Regions from separate parts of the Mus musculus genome. Here region 1 is linked to region 2. Evidence: chromatin loops called from intact Hi-C (ENCODE). Cell type or tissue: heart. All regions are shown on one strand.

The links. Peaks named below come from ENCODE experiments on the same cell type or tissue, not always from the same donor. Only the 100,000 strongest peaks of a DNase experiment are listed, where the experiment ranks them.
Region 1: a loop joins it to region 2, with 9 times the contacts of the local background. A loop is called at or near these places in 1 of 42 quality-filtered maps.

Annotation. Positions count from the first base shown.
Region 1 is chr6:134,896,271-134,900,270 of GRCm38, reverse strand. Gpr19 (G protein-coupled receptor 19) reads left to right here and starts at 2,077. Exons shown (of 4, transcript NM_001362050.1): 1 at 2,077-2,439; 2 at 3,058-3,109. It overlaps 2810454H06Rik (RIKEN cDNA 2810454H06 gene), which reads right to left and starts at 2,310. Exons shown (of 1, transcript NR_029441.1): 1 at 1-2,310. RefSeq lists a cis regulatory region at 2,130-2,665. In heart, a CTCF peak has its summit at 1,825; DNase peaks (open chromatin) are centred at 1,830 and 2,360; H3K4me3 peaks cover 2,202 bases; H3K27ac peaks cover 2,093 bases.
Region 2 is chr6:134,833,809-134,837,808 of GRCm38, reverse strand. The region is part of intron 1 of Crebl2 (cAMP responsive element binding protein-like 2); the gene reads right to left. Among named protein-coding and RNA genes, the nearest start is that of Crebl2, 5.6 kb to the right of the region's middle. In heart, no CTCF peak of the experiment used is centred here; no DNase peak of the experiment used is centred here.

The sequences.
Region 1 (4,000 bases), 62 kb before region 2:
CCATTGCCAGGTTGTTTGAGACAATGTTTTCCTGCACTCCTTAGGCTGGCTTTGAACACCTGAAACTCCTAAGCCTCCCAGAAACTAGCTTTGAAGATGAAGGTCAGACTTTTATCTCTTGAAGAAAAAAAAAAAAAAGACAAAAAAATTGTTTGCTGTGTGCATTTACATGCATCACGTGTGGTTCCCACGCTGGGCAGGAAAGGGTACTGGATCCCCTGGAGTTGGAGTTCTCAGAGTTTATGAGCTGCCATGTGGGCAGTAGGAATTGGACTCCAGTTGTCTTCAAGAGCAGCGACTGCTTTTCATCGCTGAGCCATCTCTGCAGCCCCGATGGACTCTTCATCTAACTCCCATACAGACTTTCCATTAGAGCCAGATTATACTGTTCAATGCAATCCTTTAGGGTGGCTAAGGTGGCGTACCTCTGTAGTCCCCGCACTTGGGAGAATGAGACAAGAGGATTCCAAATTTGAAGCCATTCTCCATTACATAGCAAGACCCTCTCTCAAAAAACAACCAACCGCTACAATCTGCAGTGATAGCTTCTTTGAGGACAGATGTCAGTCTTAACAAAGGAAGCCCTTTTTGAGTTAGTCTAGTCATAAATATGAACAAGAAATTCATTCACCCTCTCTGTATTTTCTCTCTTATGAAGGAAATGTCAGGTCAATATAGGTGTGGAAAACTGGTTATCATTCTACCTCAAGTAAGCTATTGTTCTTATCTATAATAGAGAACCTGTTTCTTTGTTTAAAACAGCGTTTCATGTAGCCCAGGCTGGTTTATGACTCCATACGTGGGGATTGCCCTGAACTTCTGATCCTGCCTCTATAGGTCTACCACCAAGTCCCATTTTACTCAGTTCTGCATAAATCCGTGGCTTTTAGGCAAGGAGCCTACCAACTGATCTACAAACCCCATTTTTTTTCTTCTTCAATGTACCACCATACCCAGATTGTATAGGAAAAAAAATGTTCAAAGTATGCTAAATTTTACTATTATATTGAACATAAAAAAAAAAATCCGAGGTGAGATGATAGCTTCTCTTGAGACAAATGTTGGAAGCATGACAAGTCTTCAAGTTCTGACCTCTTCTGTTCACATACATACATTTCCCCCTTCTTACTGGTTAAAATCTCACTTTTTCTGGTAGAAAAATGTTACAAATCTAAAGACTTCAATCTCACCGGTCAAAAAATAGGGTCTAATAAAATTGCCAAATAAATTCCATTGTTTTGAAAACTAGAAAAATGCTCAGGCTTAGCTAAGTTGCCAGTTATTAATTTTTTTTGAACGTACTGGAATCTATCAATAGAAATTCCTTCACAAATCAGTTTGCCTCTACTTGCAAATGGATAACCATATCTAAAATAATCTATGCTTATCAGATAATATTTTATGAGCACTGTCTGAGTCTATTTAGAGCGGACTTTGAAGGGACATTCAGACTCTTATGAACTAACTGGCTTCTGCTTTAAAGGGCTACTGCTTCTAGTGTCAGCTCTTTCTAGTTTCAAAATTTGCATGGCCGCCTTTCTGAGTCGCCTTCAAGAACAGTCTTAGCCCAGTCAGGAATTGCTCGAACTCCGGCGGCCTTAGGGTCAGGCTTATTTGCATCTTTGCTAAACAAAGTCCATCCTTTGAGGCGTCAGCGCCGCCGGTCTTCGCTCTCACGCTCCGCTGCTCACTTCAGCGACGGTGGCGTGCACAGCACCTGGGTCATCTGTGCTCACGATCCTGCCGCGACACCGACTCTGGGCGTTGTGGTTCTCATTTCAGGGCTCCGAGATTCCCACGGCACACTCGGCTGCTCGCTCCCTAGTCCCGGGACTAGGAGGCGCGGTTTTCCCGGAGAAATCCACGTCAGCCGCGCAGGCGCAGGCGCAGGATCTGGGCGGAGGGAAGGGGCCTGCGCTCGGCCCGCGGTAAACAAGCACTGCGCAGGCGCCGTGCGCCAAGGTGATTTTTTTTTTGTTTTGTTTTTTGTTTTTTGGTTTGCATAGCATCATAAAAAAGGGGGAAGGCCAAAGCAAACCCTAGCATCTTAAGACGATCGACGGTGTGGCTTCTGCTACTCTCACTCTGAGGCACCGGCTGCGCGACCATGGCAGCCATAACTCTTCCACAGAGCTGCCGGCCTTGAGCTCTTTCGCTCACTGTCTACACTGAGGCTGAGAGGACAGAGAAAAGACAGAGAAAAAAAAGAAGAAAGAAAGAAGATTTAAAGGAGAGGTGGTGGGCGGTTCCCACAACGCCACCGTAAAGACCTCTGTGCCTCTTTCCCCAGACAACGCGAGATCCTGTGCCAGCCGGGACTCCGCCCCCGCCCCGCCCGTGGCTGTGTGCGCATGCGCTGGGCTTTTTGGCGCGCAAACCGTTCAGAACTTCCTGCTTGGTCACAGGTGGCCCCGTCGGCCCCCGAGGGATGTCAGTCAGGTCGGAGCCGGGGATTCACGCCCACTGCGGCACGTCCTTAGGGATTTTTCGGTCAAAATTCCACTTGACTGTAACTCGCCCCCCCCATTCTTCTGTTCTCGTATGGGTCATGAGGTCTCCGCGAATCCAAGAGTCAGAGTGGGAAGAGAACCCCTCGCGGTTTTTAAAAGATGTTGCGATTTCGTTGTGTGGCACGCGAGCTAACTGGCATAAAAGGATAAATCTGGGGAACGAACGGGACTTCCCCCCCCCCACCCCCGAAGATTCTGAGAGGCTGTGAATGTGGACCGGGCTAACACAGTGATATGAAGATGAGAAGTTTTAAAAATGGAAGGAGCCAATGAAGGCTTGAGAGATGAGGCTAGGAGGAATTAGAGCAGTAGAGGAAGTTTAGCTTAAAATATTTACGCATATTTATAAGCAAGTAGGCAGCAGTGCCGCATATTTAGTCTACGATAGCGAAGTGAAATGGGGATGTCTTTGAGTGCAACAGAAACATTTTTTAAAGTTGTCGCAGGCAAGAGCTGAGGTTGGGGCGGGGTAAAACAGATAATCTGGAGTCTTAGGATGTTGCAAGTGTGGACCGCTCTGACTGATTTGGCCTCTTTTCTCTCTCAGGGGACGTGGAACACCTGCACAAACTGGATTTTTGCCCTATCACGACTCTGAGGTACCATCCGGCAACTGAAGTGTCCTCTTTCCAATAGAATGCCTGGCCTCTCCCACCAACTTCACGGTTCAGCCGGAATGAAATTTGGCTAACAAGTCACTCAGATGAGTCACTGGCTCATTACAAGATTATAGATTTCTAATCTATAGCCTTCCAGTTGTGTAGATCTTAGGATTCACTCTAATATTGGGAGCAGTGCTATATAGTACAGACAGTATTGTCATTTTTACTGTCCCTGGAGATTGTTTGCAGGACCTTGCACAAGTCCCGCAATGCATGATGCTCAAGTCCCCTGCGTAATGAGGTATACTATTTGCATATGACCCTTGTACATCTTTCTGTAAAGTTTAAACAATCTCTAGATTATTTGTGATATGTACATCGATGTAAATGCTATGTAAATAGCTCCTGTACTATATTGTATAGGGAGTAATGGCAAGAAAAGCATTCAGTACAGATGCAAATTTATCTTCTCTATTTTTATATCTGCTTTTGGCTGAATGTGAGGATGTGAAACCCATGGATGTGGGGGGTTGACTCCTCTCTCTCTCTCTCTTTCTCTCTCTCTCTCTCTCTCTCTCTCTCTCTCTCTCTCTCTCTCTGCCTGTGTGAAAGAGTTACCTCACTGTATTGATCAGATATGCCTAAATGGACTAAAAAAATCTAGTCTCTTATCTCAACTTTCTGAATAGCTGACACTCCCAAGTGTGTGTTGGGTACAGTTCTGGATATATTTTGATCCTTTGTGTGCTTTATAAAGAAAATGCAGGAAGATTGACGGGATATATAATTTGACTAGTCCTAACAACAGAGTAGCAATATAGCTTCCTTTGTAAGAAAACAAAGAATGGAAGGTCTTAGGATTAAAGCTGGCAGTGATGGAGAAGGCGC
Region 2 (4,000 bases):
TCACATTAGAGTTGAAAATATTCAAGTCACATTTAAGGTAAAGGACTTGTACCCAGCACACTGAAGAATTCTCCAAAGTCAATAATGAAAAGACAACCCAATTACAGGGGGGCAAAGGCACTCATAGCATCATGCAATAGGATGGGACACTGGTTAACACCGGTAAGCTAATGCTGAACTGAGTTCACACTAGTGTCCGTGTGTGTTTTGACAAAAGCACACCACCACTGCCTGATAATGCAGTATCACACGGACAAGTTCCTCCCTCAAGATCCTCTGTGCTCCACCTACTCTTTTCTCCTCTGAAGCCCTGGTATCACTGATGGCTTCTCTGTTTCCAACTTTTTCTTTTTTCCAGATTGTCATACAGTTAGTAGTATACATATGCATCCTTTTCAAACTGACTTCTTTTGCTCAATAATTCACATTTAAGGCTCCAGGAGCCTTAAGTCACTCTATGGAGCCTTTCGTACCTTAGTATGTTTTCTTTATACTGTCTAACACTGCATTGTATGGATGCTTTAGCTCGTTCATAAGACAGAAATATAATGAAATTAGTGGTGATTGTCACATAACCCTATGAACATACTAAAAAGCAAATCACATAATTTATATGTGACGTGAATATATGATGTATGAATTATCTTTCAATAAAGCTTTTATTTAAAACAACAACATGGGGGCAGACTGCACGGCTCCCCAGTCAGGGGACTTGAGTTCAATCCTTGGAACGCATTTGGAGGAAAGAGAGAACTTCCCACAATTTGTCGTTTGACCTTTCCTCTACATGTGTGAAGTGGCATATGTGCACCTCCTTCTACACAAATGTAATGCCTTTGAAAGTGAGAGGACCAGTAGAAAGGGAAGCATCAATATGGCACCTGGAAGCTTATGTAGAATACAGGTCTCAGGAGTTCAAGGTAATCCTTTGATATACTGCAGGGAGAAAAAACTCACATAGGCTGAGGACACCGCTCAGAAGAGCACCTGGTTAGCATGCACAAAGCCCTCATCCACTAATTTGCCACAAAGAACAAGAAACATATGAGAGTGTTATGACCAAGAGAATCCTAAATGATCTAATCAGGAGATTTAAAAAGCCCAGAATTAAGATTCATCCAAGGGAGACGGAAAGAAACCAGTCTTCAAGCAAGACCTGATGATGATATCTTGGACAGCTCAGGCTTCAGTGAGCAGCTGTAACTTCTGCAGCAAGCAGGCACATGACTGTAGTTGTGTGTTCTTTAGGAACTTACTGGGTTTCTCAAAATCAGGGACCCTCATCCTCTTCCAAAGACTCTTAGAGTATGTACCTTCAGTCTTTTGAGAAAAGAGAATACACTTTTTTCTTGGTTAAGCAGGATGTGCAGGAGAAACCACTGTTTGTAAGCTGAGCCTTGAGTGAGGAGTCCTCTGTGCTATCTCATGAAGCCGCATCCCTTCACATGGACACCCCTGTCCTCATTGTTTTCAGGTAAGAGGGAAATCCATTCCTTAAGAAACAAAAACAATTTGTGTTTCCATATTTTTATGTTGGATATGTTCCCATGCTGGAAGTTTTTGTTGCTTTGGTTGCTTCTGGAATATCTTTTCTTCTCCCTAGCCTCCTCTTCTGGCTTGGGAACAACTTGTTCATTTTCAGTGAGGATCATCTCCATGAGGCAGGATGGGTTTAAAGATGCATCCTGGATGCTCAGTGATGAGACAACCTACACCTAAGCCCTCAAGTTCAGCATTACTCTCTGAACTTTTAACCATGTGCAGTAAAAAAATCAGCACTCTTCTTGGGCCACTGACCCTGTGTGCAGTCTTAGTGTCTGGCCTGGCATAACTACCAGCTGTACTATTATACGGACACTGCTTCTTTAAAGTGCCATCTTTCAGGCACTGGGTAGTTTTTCAGTTAAGTACATCTCTGATGCCCTGGGCAGTTACACAGGTGATCTTAAAGTGAACACGAAGACTTAAAATTAAAAAAAAAAAAAAGTTAAAATGCTCCTCAATTAAAAAAAAATTGTTTTCTCTATTTTTTTATTCTTATGGATGTTTTACCTGCATCTAAGTCTGTGTACCACATGAGTGGCTGATATCCTTGGAGGCCAGAAGTGGCATTGGATTCCCTGGAACTAGAGTTTAGATGGTTATAAGTCTATAAGTCACCCTGTGGGTGTTGGTAATTGAACTCAGGTGCTCTTAACAAGTTGAACCATCTCTCCAGCCCCTGGTTGATTTGAGCCTCCTGGTTTCCATAATTTTTTAAGGTGTCTGGGTAAAGAGAACAGTGAACCATTTTCACAGGTCACTTCAGGTGGCTTGCAGGAAGAGGCAGAAATATACTCAATATCCACTTTGACTAAATACTGTAAAACACTATTTTGCCATCTTTTATACATGCATTTACATTTAAATGCTCTAGCGGTTTGGGGTTTTTGTTTGAAATTGTTCAAGCTGACCTAAATTCACTATGGATTCTAGAATAGCCTTGAACTCACAACATTCTTGTGCCTTGGCTTCTCAAATGCTAGAATTACATCTCTGGCTAATAATGCTCGTTTTTAAGACAACTCATTAACGATCCAGTTGTTATATTCCACTTTACGAAGTGCTGCCGCAAAGCAACGTGGCACACTGCCTACTGGATAAAATACAGCTATGTCCTAGCCACTGCCCTTCCCCACCTTAAAGAAAAGAAATGGCAGGAGAGTGTCTCTCTGGGCTCTGAGGGACTTCCCTACTGTGTGGCTCGGGACTTTTTTTTTTTAACCAGAGTTTCAGAAAGCAAGAGAGTGTAACCATGTCTTCCTGCTGCTAACCTTTCTGTTAAGTCTCTCCTGTCAGGATAAAGAAAAAAATGCAGGCAGGCATCTCTAAAACCCAGCAATAATGCCCACATTCCCATTTTCACCAAGGTCTACCTTGGGGCCACACACCATGATTCTGTTTGACCCTGGAGCTGAGTAGCACGGTACAGATAACTCTGTGTGGACCTTAGCAATGCCTGTCTCGGTCTCATGGTCTATACTGACTGCGTGTGCTTCTCTGCTATCTATGTCTTCCACAGTTGGACATGGTTTGGCTTCTGCCCTATCACTCTTCTGAAACTGTTCCTGGTACGCATGGGTGTGGGTTTTTTGTTTTGTTTTGTTTTTGTTTTCTATTTAAGAAGGGTTTCATGTGTTCCCAGACCAGCCTCAAAATGACAATAACCTTGAAATCCTTTATTTTATTTGACAGAGGGTCTCAGTACATAGCCATGGCTGGCCTGGAACTTGCAACCTAGATCTACCTGCTTCTGCCTAAGATTGAAGGCTGGTGCCACCATGCATGGACTGCCTGGGCCGTGAGATCACAGGTGTGAGCCATCATGCCTGACCATCACCTTCATTTCTCGTCTCAGCTCTAGTTACTCTTCTAGCTGTCTGCCTCACCCACAGCAAAGTTCTTTTAAAATAGCTATAAGTTCTTACTCATTCCCATCTCTACCATTTACCACTGGCACACTCTAGGTAACAAACACTTGATAAATTAAAGAACAAACAAGGGAATGTTTTCAAATCCCTTAAAAAGCAAAACATCTTAACTAAGATTTCACTTAGGTTTCTTTTGCAGGGCAGGGGGTGAGGGAGGAAGAATGAAACAGATGTGGCTAGCCTTGACCTCCAGGTATAGCTGGGGATGGCCCTGATCTCCTGATATTCTTGTCTATACCCCAAGTGCTGGGGTTTCAGGCACATGCCACCATACCTGACTCTGGTTTCCAAATAAACTGTGGAGTACCCAAGCTCATGGACAGATTGCCTGCACAAGTTTGTGGACAGGACAGGCAAGCAGGCACACTAACATCTCCTGTCAGACATTTGTTCAGATGTGCTGGCTTTTCCATCTTGGTATTGTGGAAAGTGTTGGAGGAGGTGGTGGCTAGGAACAGGAGCAGATTGCTGGCTTATGTGAGACTCCTAGTAGGGTGGCTCCAATGTGGCAGTGGATGGCTAAGGGGCAA